2 separate regions of the Homo sapiens genome follow, and region 2 is linked to region 1. A link is an interaction called in ENCODE POLR2A ChIA-PET data of the cell type or tissue named here. Cell type or tissue: MCF 10A. All regions are shown on one strand. Each heading gives the region's core, and the rest is flanking DNA. Links, peaks and the distances in the headings are about the cores only.

Region 1 (5,383 bases), core at 214-5,213:
TTTAAAAGCTCCAGATAGGCCGAGCATCATGGCTCATGCCTATAATCCCAGTACTTTGGAAGGCTAAGGTGGGAGGATCATTTGGGCCCAGGAGTTGGAGACCAGCCTGGGCAACATAGTGAGATCCCATCTCTACAAAGAGAAACTTTTTTAATTGGCCAGGTGTGGCTGCATGTGCTTATAGTCCCAGCTACTCAGGAGGCTGGGGCAGGAGGATCACTTGAGCCATGAGCTCGAGGCTGCATTGACCCATGATTGTGCCACTGCACTCCAGCCTGGGCAACAGAGGAAGACCCTCTCTCAAAAAAAAAAAAAAAAAAAAAAAAAAGGTCCAGAGTACAGATATACCTTCTCTTATACTCCAGGCCTGGACCTGACCTGCCTCTCCTACCATCCCACTCACCTTCTCTCCATCAAACTTACATCTCAACCCAAGACCTGAGTCTTCTATATACCATGTTTGGGGTGACCTTTTCTTTGTATTATCTCTAATAGCACTTGTTCAAGGGACCAAATGTGACCGTATTGGTTGCCATTTCACATGTGTACACTTTTTATCCAATGAGAGGGAAAGTTCTCTGGCATATTTGGATGCTTTCTATAATACTCAGAACATGGACAGATACACAATACACATCTAACAGTTATGAGTTGAGCAAAAAAAAAAAATCCCATAATAAAATTAATTCTGATGTGTGGTACATGGAAATTTAGAATTTATACATACAATGCACAACAACTATAACATTAAATAATAGATTATTTATTAAATATGGCTGAACTAAATCATATTATAAACAGGTACCCTTAGATACCTCAATAAGAAGTACCTCTTTCTTGTTGGGGCATAAGGTTTTCAATGTTTGTCTATTTGGAGATAAAAAGGTTCATGTGAAATAAAATCCATGTCATTTGAGTTATGCCTGGTTTTATATTCTCACACCACAGTGGTACATTCTAGGTGTAAAGTGCTACCCAAGTGTGTGGTCTGGTTTCAGCCTAAAACAAGGAAGCATGGTGACATGTGCACTGCATGCACCAAGCAAGGCAATAAGAAGAAAGCATTTTCCAGGGTGGGCGCACACCTACATTTACAGACAAAGAATTTCTGGGAAGCAGGCCCTAGAGTGTGCACTATTCCATTTTAAGTGCTGGACTTGGTTGTGGGCAAGAAAAAGGAAAAAGCAAGCATGCATGCAAGACAGAGATGAAAATGGGCGGGGGGTGGCAGGATGCAGAAATCTGACTGTATTGACCCTCTGTGCGTCTCAGCTGGGTAAACCACAACAGTAGGCCTGGGGGACACGACCCTGGCTGCTGAACTCAGTACACCCACTCAATATGTTCTGGATGTAAACACTTTTCTCTTTCCTACAAAGCAGTGTTATGCTTCTCCAAAAGAGCTACAAGGATTTGGAAGAATGCCAAAATACCACATTGACCATTCAATCTTTGCATTCTTACATTCTATAACAACTCCGCCCCCATCACTCAAGAGATGAACCATAGCTAACTCACATGAACCAATCTATCCTTCTGCAAATTACACCTCAAGTCCTAAGGAGCCCAGGGCTAATGCAACGCACTTCATCCAGTACCTAATGTTGCTTCCCACCCAAAGTGTTTGCCAACTTGAAGCATACCTCTGATTTAGATCTGTCTTCTTCCAGAGGGAAATGCAACTCCAAGTGCAAATGAATCCCTGTTTGATTATTAGGTTTTATAGAGAAGTGACAGGATCAAGAGATTCCTAATTTTCAACTTGAGAAACTACTTAGCACTTACACACCTCCCTAAACAAGCCTTTAAAATCTGATCCTCCACACACCATCCTATCTCGGGGGTCTGTCGTTTCAGCGTTGCTGCAGTGTTCCATCCCAGTCAGCTGCCCACTGACAAATAGGTCCATTCATTGTCTCTCTCTTCTATACATATATTTATAAATGATAAGCACAATATATTCTCTGTTATTGCACATGGTTGGGCAACAGGCACACTGTTTAATAGAGAGGTGCCACACATACCATGCATGATTTCTAAGTGAATACGATTTATCAAATTAACACAAAAGCCATATTATCGTAACTTAATCTTTCTTTAATGACTCTGAAATAACTCCAGAATTTTAGAAAACGTCTTCTGGTCATCACAATAAATTACAATTACAACCTTTGGAATTACTCATACCTGGGTTCAAATTCCAATTACTAGCTGTTCACTCTGGCAAGTAACTAAATTTCTCTGAGTCTCGGTGTTTCTATTTGAAAATGAGAACAAAAAGATCTCCCTGTTAGGACCACCACGAAACACAAAAAGTACCTATCAAAACAGTAGTAGACACATGGACGGTAGCACAGTGTCCACAGAAGAGGCTGTGGCTGCAGACAAAGATTCTAGTCTTCAGGTAAAATAAGAAAATTTAAGTTTATATCACAGAACTGAAACTACTTGCTCGATGTTCATAGGCAAATCACTTAAATTACTTGAACTTTAGTCTCCTCATCTGTAAAATAAGGACAGTATCTACTCCAAGCGGATTTCAGGAGGAGCCTGATAGAAGAAGCTTTATATAGCAGGATTGTTATGAAAATCAAAAAGAAAATGAGAGAACACATGCAAAGTGTTTCATCAAGCTCAGTGCCTGACATAAGTGTTCAATAAACTTTAGCTATTCAGTACCAGAATATGATACAACCTAATTCAAAGAAGGGAGGGGTAAAGTGCTGGAGCATCTTAGTTTCTTTAACATAATGGCTTTGAGAGCTTCTCACACACAGACATAAAAATTTCTGGTGCCATAAACACAATGGATGTTTAGCTAACAGCCAAATAATGAACTAAATAGAAATGTCTAGATCTGTGGTTCTCAAATTGAGTGCCAAGGCACCCCCAAGCACTACAGTGAAATGAATGGAAGCTATGGGATTATTTCCAAAGGAAGCAACAAGACTCAAAATCAGAGACCGCACAAGCCACTAGCCTGAGGTGGTTCAAGTTTCTACCCTGAGTCACGCAACATTTCCTTTCCATAACATCTTACCTTTGCGAAACTGTTTTTTTAGCAGTTGCTGTGATAAAAGCAAGTAACAAGAGAAAATGAAAACTGAACAGGAAAGGAAGTGTGTGCACAATCTGAATTCAACGTGTGAAAGCTGTGCAGTGCCCCATAGCTACACACATATTGATAAGTAATTATGCTTTTAGAAGAATAAAATGAGTTTTTTCCTCACAATTTATATGTAATATTTTCTCAAACAGCCACTAAATTAGTAGAACATAAATAGTTGTTTAGACCTAAGTACTTAATAAATGGAATGGTTAGGTTTTTCTTTTGGTCTAGGAGGCACCATGAAAATTTTTGAGACACTAAAGATGCTATGACTGAAAAAGTTTGGAAACCTCTAGTCTAGATACTATCTACCTCCACCCCCATCACACCTGATATTACTACTTTCCCGCAGCACAGTACATTTTCCGTGTCCATGGGTTCCACATCTGTGGATTCAACCAACCATGGATCAAAAATATTTGAAAAAAAATGCATCTGTACTGAACATGTACAGACTTTCTTGCCACTATTCGCTAAACAATATAGTATAACAACTATTTACATAACATTTATACTATATCAGGTATTATAAGTAATCTAGACATGATTTAAAGTATAAGGGAGGATATGCATAGGTTTTAGGCAAATACATTCTATCAGGGACTTGAGCATTCATTGATTTTGGTATCCATGGGGAGGGGGTCCCAGAATCAGTCCTCCATAGATACCAAGGAAAGACCATATTCTAAAATAAAAGGCCCTCTATGAAGAATTTTAATCTTAAGCTGCATATGAGAAATTATTAAAACAGTTGGACATTGATTTGAGAAATAAATGCACAAATTTTTCAACTAAAGAAATTTTTATCATAAAAACGAGATATTTCCCTAGGGGTTCCATGTAACCAGGCTATCACATAGTACGCAGCACCCTAGTTACCTTGGCAAATAAACTTCAATCTAGGTAAGTTTTTTTCACATGTAACTTCTAAAGAAATCTTTCAGACTAAACACGGTTTCAAAACCATTTGCTAGAACTTAGCTTTGTGATAGAGTACAAATCTAAAATGCCTGCTGTCCTGGCATAATTATTAACAATGCCCCCTTTCACTCGAAAAGTACTCCAATCTGGATGATCAATTATATGGCCGCCCTGATTTACAAGCCAATTACATGTTGAAGAAATCAAGGTATGAATGTCTGCTTGTATTACTAGCTAAGCAAGAACGAGAGGTGTGATTCTGGGTTTCAGTTTTTTAAATAACTCATTATCAGACACTCGAAGACACGGCTGGAGCCGGCTGGAGCCCGATGACCCTTAGTATCCTTCTTCTAACCCACAGTCCTGTGACTCTGAAGTCACAATGGGTAGACAGTGAATCAGCACATCTAGCTGCCAAAGCTACTGACGAATTAGGCTCTGTACCTTACAGATTTCATGCACGTTTTACTAAGTTGTTGATAACCTGTAATAATAAGCCAAGTAATGACTTGGGTTTCCTTATTTAAAGAAATAAGAAGAAATGAGTAAAGAAAATATTACAAGAAAAGCAATTCATTAATTCTAAATTCTCCTTTGTTCAATTGTAACAAATTTAATATTTCATTTTAAAATAGTCACAGTTGGAATTGTTTCTAATTCTATCCATTTTTTTCCTTGTAACTCAACCTGCCCTTAGATAAATTTTAATATCTTTCTTCATACAAAACAACATTTCTTACTCATTAACACTATATTTTTTCTTCCCAAGAAACCCAGTGGCTGGTTTTCACACTTGACTCTCTACTATTCCTTTCTCTAAAAATGGAAGGTGCAAAGATTTTCTTTCTCACAAAATCTCTCATGCTTCAGGGTTTAAAAAAAAAAATCTTCTGACTTAGTAAATATAGACTCTCAAAGAATGAGCAGACTCGTGTGTGACTTTTCATAACATACACAGGACAGAAATACTACAAATAACTTTAGATAAACAGAGGGAAATATCATGCAATATCCCTCTAACTTGATTTCTGAAGAACTGTGCTTTAAATGTGATGGCATTTCAAGACAAAATTAACTTGCTGGTTTCACCTTTGCTTTTCCTTACACGTCAGTATTTTCTACATTTAAGGCCTAAGATGAACATGAATGACAGCATTCACCTTCTAGAACTCTGAGTGTCTTCAGAGTATTAATACACAGATATGCACATTCCTAAGCCCCCGCCTGACAGTAATGATTCAGGAATTCTGAGATCTGGGCCCAGGAATCTACATCTCTTACAAGCCTCTGAGATGAGATCCGTATGTACATAATTTCTTAGGTCTACTGATAAACAAGTGCCTCAGTGCATAA
Region 2 (5,383 bases), core at 228-5,227, 62 kb after region 1:
GGAGGATTATTTTATGTTACTCTTGTTTGAACATTACTCAAACTCCAACAAGAGTCAAAGGTACCCTTTGAACACACTCTCAGAAGCAACTCCCTAAAAGTTGCTTCTAAGCAACTTTTATCCAATACTTTTATCCAAAAATTTAAAATTAAGCAATAAATACTTAAACACTCAGCAGTGCTGAAATAGATACAGAATAGCCTTCTGTTATTATGTGTTTTTTTTTTTTTAAGAAATCAGCAAATGCTAGGTGCAAAAACCTATACTGCCAAAATCTTTAAGCAGCTCCCTTACACATACAGTCAGGTATGTTTTGACGAATTCAATGGGTATAGGAGAAAACATGTGGAAACTCATCTATGACCATGAGTTCAACCTGCAGGCTTGTGAGTAATACATCAATGAAGATGCCACCTTTGGAAAATTTATTCTCTATCAAATTACAGTTAAGTATTAAAAACTAAAGAGACTAGTGGTCTTGTTACATTTTATAAATATTTTCAACTGAAGACCAGCACTGTTATATACCTACTGTCATATCATATGGTAATACACAGGCATACTTTTTATGTAACTGGCAAACAAAAAGCTACACACAAGGAAGAACAAATGGATGCTAAGTCGTTTGGTCCAAACGACAGTCAAAGAAAAGGAAAATCACTGGAGGAAAGGGAAGGGAAAGGACACTTCTTGAGGGAAGACTATCCAGTAAGGAAGTTATTAGCAGCAGTAATCCAGGCAGAGGGAGGTAGGGATTGCACTAGGGGGTGAAGGTGATGTAAGATAGAAATGGGGTGAAAATGCATTTAAAGAGACATTTCAAAGTGGAAAAAGATGGTAACAAATTGACTACATCAAAAGGAAAACATGGGTCTCGGTTACATACTGTAAAATGGCATGAAGCTCACTGCTATTTAATAAAACCACTTCTTTGCTTCCTGTAATTGTCAAAGAAATTTAAAATACTCAACTTCAATTACCATCTAGCTGAAGAAAATCTGAGATTATTTTCTAAATCAAAAATAAGTTGATGGCTGACCACAGTGACTCACACCAATAATCCCAAAACTTTGGGAAGCCAAGGTGGGAGGATGGCTTGAGCTCAGGAGTTCAAGATCGGCCTGGGCAACACAGTGAGACTTCATCTCTGTAAAAACTTTTTAAAAATTAGCCAGGTGTGGTGGTGCATGCCTATAATCCCGACTACTGGAGAAGCTGAGGCAGCAGGATTGCTAGAACCTGGGAGATCAAGGCTGCAGTGAGCTATTATCTCACCACTCTACCCTACAGCCTGGGCAACAAAGTAAGAAACTTGTCTCCAAAAAAAAAAAAAGTGAGTTTATTCACACAACCTTTAGAAGATTGACAAAGTCTCTTTTTTTTAAACTCTTCTCTTTCAGGGTAAATATCATCTCTTTACTAAAAAAATCTAAACTGGGCCACCCAGAAAAGTTTAGCTGCCTATGAACTCCAGTGGTATGACTTACCACTTCCTTCCCTCCTTCCTGCCTCTTTATTAAATTTATAAAATCTTTGCCTTTGTCCAAATCAAATAAAACTTTGACACATCACAGTGAGCACCAGTTGTGTTGCGAACTGTTAAGAAGAGATATCTATAATGGTATACAGAAAAATCAGTAGGGGTGTATTTCCCCTACTTAAACACCATACACACATACGAAGTCCTTTGCATATCTGCAGATTCTTCCTTAACAATGGTCTATAATGTATTACATTTACACAATTGCTATTCTCTTCCATTTCCTTTAGATCATCCATTACATTCTTTATCCAGTTGAATTCCCTAAAACAAAACCAACAAACTACTTTTCATTTTTAATGTCAATTATTTACCTGGTACTTCACAAAGATGCTGTATTTAGTTTCTCTAAGAGCATGCTTTTTTTTTAACCTATTATGTAAAATTTCAAACAATCACAAAAGTTGAAAGAATAGTATACTGCACCTCCATGTATACTTCAACAATCATCAACATTTTGCAATCTGGTTTCAGCTACCATCCCCCAACCAGGCCTTTAAAGTGAATCTCAGACAGCATGTCATTTCATCTGTAAATATTCCAATATGCTTTTGAGAAAGACCTTGTATAAACAATCACCCATAAGACAGTGCTCTGTTATTCTAAAAAAAATATTTATTAGACCGTATTTGTAAGTATTAAAAATGATTTTGCCATTGGGTTAAAAAGCTACTCATTAAAAAATGATTTTAGGGACAGTCCCTCTGAGCCCAGGCTAGCCAGCATGGACACAGAAATCACTGACTATAATGCCAAGTATGAGCTTGGCAAAGATAAAATTACTCACAGCCTACATGCGCCACACACATGGTCTAATTTCTTGTAAGATTAGAGAACAAATTAGTAAAACTGGAATGAAAACCAAAGTCTGTTCAAGGCTGGAATTTCCCCAGTAGTCCAATGTTTCAGCTACTGTGGCTGTTTAGAAAGTATCATGAATCACCCTTAAAGATGAGCTGTAATGTTTTTGGAAAAAAGAAGCCAGTGTGGTTTAGGGATGGGAAAGGAGGGGAGGTACTAGGCTGCTTGTCAACCAGCTGACCCGGAACCCTGACGACTGGCTGATGGCAATTCTATCTGTGTGAGTTAGCATATTAATTAAATACTAGAACAAAGTCTACAGTGGTGATTCCCAAATGTGGCTTCCTCCAGGCTAGCAGCATCACCTGGGAACTTGTAAGAAATGTAGATTTTCAACCCCTGATCCAGACCAACTGAATCAGAAACTTTGGGGAGGACAGGGCCCAGCAATCTATGTTTTAACAAGTCCTCCAGTTGATTCTGATGCATGATAAAATTTCGAAACCACTGGTCTAGAGCTACACTGTCTAACCACCTGTGACTATTAAACTCTAAAGTAATTAAAATTAAGTAAAATTTAAAATTCAGTTCCCCAGTGACACTAGCCACATTTCAACACTCACTAACTCAGCAGCTAGTGGTTACTCGGCACAGATTATAAAATGTTCCATTGGACAATAGTGGTCTAGGACATTTAAACTGAAGTTTAATTTACAGAATACAAGGCTTCTCTTATTCTGGGAGGAGGGGAGTACTCACCAAAAGTGAGATTCTTACTTTGGCAGAATCTCAAGGGCGTTTCCCAGGTGTCCACTGCATGACTCAGTTTCCACAGGGAAAAGCATCACAGAATTGGGGAAGACAGTGGAAGAAGAAGACACTGTTGCCCACGTTAGCCACACAGGTGAAACACAGACTGGAGTGTAAAAGACTCCATTTCTTTAAAGAATTGAGACTCTGATGTAGTCAGGATCAATAGTATCAGCACAAACTGGCTCTTTGAAAGTTCTGCAACTTGGGATTCAAGGAGACTCCTGGGCAGATGCTTTCCATCTTTATGGAAAACCACAGTGCCAACAGCAAGATACCTCCCCCAACTGGCTTTGCCAGAGGAGAACGACAGAACTGTTTGTGAACCATGTATGATGCCCTCAGAGAGAATCAAGAGGGGTCATGAAGAGGACTGAGATCCTGCCTACCAACTAAGTGGGCGCAATTACTGGCAACATTTTAATATTGATGGTCATATGACCTCATTTGTAACCTCACACATGGTGGAGCAGGGGACACTGAGTTACCCATAGGCTTGCTGAACATTCAATCGACTCTATCATATTTTAATACCATTATTGAACTGATCTCAAGGAAACAGCTGCCACAACTATGTTAAAATCATACAGGGCCTTTTGTCTCCACTAAATCAGAACTGAAACTAGGCAGGCTAGGACAGACTCCAGGATTCAGTCTCTTCCTCCTGAGCACGCAAGCTCACTACCTCCCATTAGGATAAAGGGGAGCTAAGTATTTACTTGCTCGTTAGAGTCTATTTCTGTAATGTGTTATCCTGCCTGCCCCAGGAATATCTTGCATATCTCTAAATGAAAGTAGTCCAAAGGAATAAATCTTTCATGCTGGAAATTAAGGCTATGTGGCACCTAAGTGAGGCAAACCCGAATGGGGCCTTTAAGCACCCTCAAATCAGACTAAATATCAAGCTGGTTCTTGTGGGATAGTCATGCAGACCACCCATGCAGGGTCTGGGCGGTGGTCTCCTTCCCATCCCATACTCCCATGGACATGCCTCTATCCAGCTTTTCTCTCCCTTCCAAATCTTCAGTCTCTCCCTCTGAATCTTCCTATTACATTTAAACACTCTCAAGTCTCTTCCATCATCATCATCATCGTGAAAATCCCCCAGCTACCCCACCCTCTACTCGGCTGCCCTCTCTCCTTCCAGTCTTCTGGAACTTACTGCTTAAATAGTCAGTTTCTGTCCTGACCCTCCTAACCCATTGCTGGCTGCCTTCTGCTTCTTCCAAGCCACTGGAAGAAAATCTCAGTCATGGTTGAACCCTCAGTGTCTAGCGTAGAGCCTGGCCCAAAGCAGGCTGAGTCAGCACTGTGTGAATGCACGACGGACTTCCATGTTGTGAACTCAACTGAACCCTCTTTAGTACTTAATTTCCTGGCATTCCCCAGCAGCAACTGATGCTGTTTCTCTCCTCTCCTTTTTTTTCTTTTTTTCTTTTTGGATGGAGTCTCTCGCTCTGTTGCCGAGGCTGGAGTGCAATGATGTGATCTTGGGTCACTCCATCCTCTGCCTCCCGGGTTCAAGCAATTCTCCTGCCTCAGCTTCCCAAGTACCTGGGATTACAGATGCCGGCCACCACGCCCGGCTAACTTTTGTATTTTTCGTAGAGACGGGGTTTCACTGTGTTGGTTAGCCTGGTCTTGAACTCCTGACCTCAAGTGATCCGCCCACCTCAGCCTCCCAGAGTGCTAGGATTATAGGCGTGAGCCACCACGCCCAGCTCTACTCTCCTCCCTTCTAAACACATCTTCCTCTTGGTCTCCACAATAGCACTGTACACTTCTGGTGTTGTGACCCTCTCTAACAATTCCTTCTCCTCTTCCTCTAGCTTCCCTTAATGAGTTGTGACCCTTTGCATTCTGTCCCAGGTGCTCTTCTCACCTACCTTCCTAGCTAATCCCATCTACTCCAATGGGTTAACTATCAATCCCAAACTGATGGTTCCCAAAGTGGTAGAAGCCTCTCCCCACTGAAGTGAAGGCTAGTGCACCGACAGACTTGCAGGTCTCCACACACACCATCACATCACTATCCTGCTTCCTGACCTCTCTCAGAAAATCTGCTCATTGAGTGCTCCCTATTTCAGTGAATGGCACCACCACCCATCTGGTTCCCCATGCCAGAAACCCCGGCTTCACCTCCTTCGTTTCTCGTCTCTAATCAACTACCGTCTATAAGTATCTCTGGACAGACTCACTTTTCTCCATCATTATTTCTTACCTGAAATAGTG

What was found. ChIA-PET counts read pairs that join two places held together with the same protein. Peaks named below come from ENCODE experiments on the same cell type or tissue, not always from the same donor. Only the 100,000 strongest peaks of a DNase experiment are listed, where the experiment ranks them.
Region 2: POLR2A ChIA-PET joins it to region 1 with 10 read pairs; 4 of 35 experiments call an interaction of 5 or more read pairs at or near these places.

Annotation. Positions count from the first base shown.
Region 1 is chr2:152,504,683-152,510,065 of GRCh38, reverse strand. The region is part of intron 1 of FMNL2 (formin like 2); the gene reads right to left. Among named protein-coding and RNA genes, the nearest start is that of FMNL2, 170 kb to the right of the region's middle. In MCF 10A, for the core only: no CTCF peak of the experiment used is centred there; DNase peaks (open chromatin) are centred at 1,455, 3,005 and 4,405.
Region 2 is chr2:152,443,052-152,448,434 of GRCh38, reverse strand. The region is part of intron 1 of FMNL2 (formin like 2); the gene reads right to left. Among named protein-coding and RNA genes, the nearest start is that of FMNL2, 110 kb to the right of the region's middle. In MCF 10A, for the core only: no CTCF peak of the experiment used is centred there; a DNase peak (open chromatin) is centred at 2,454.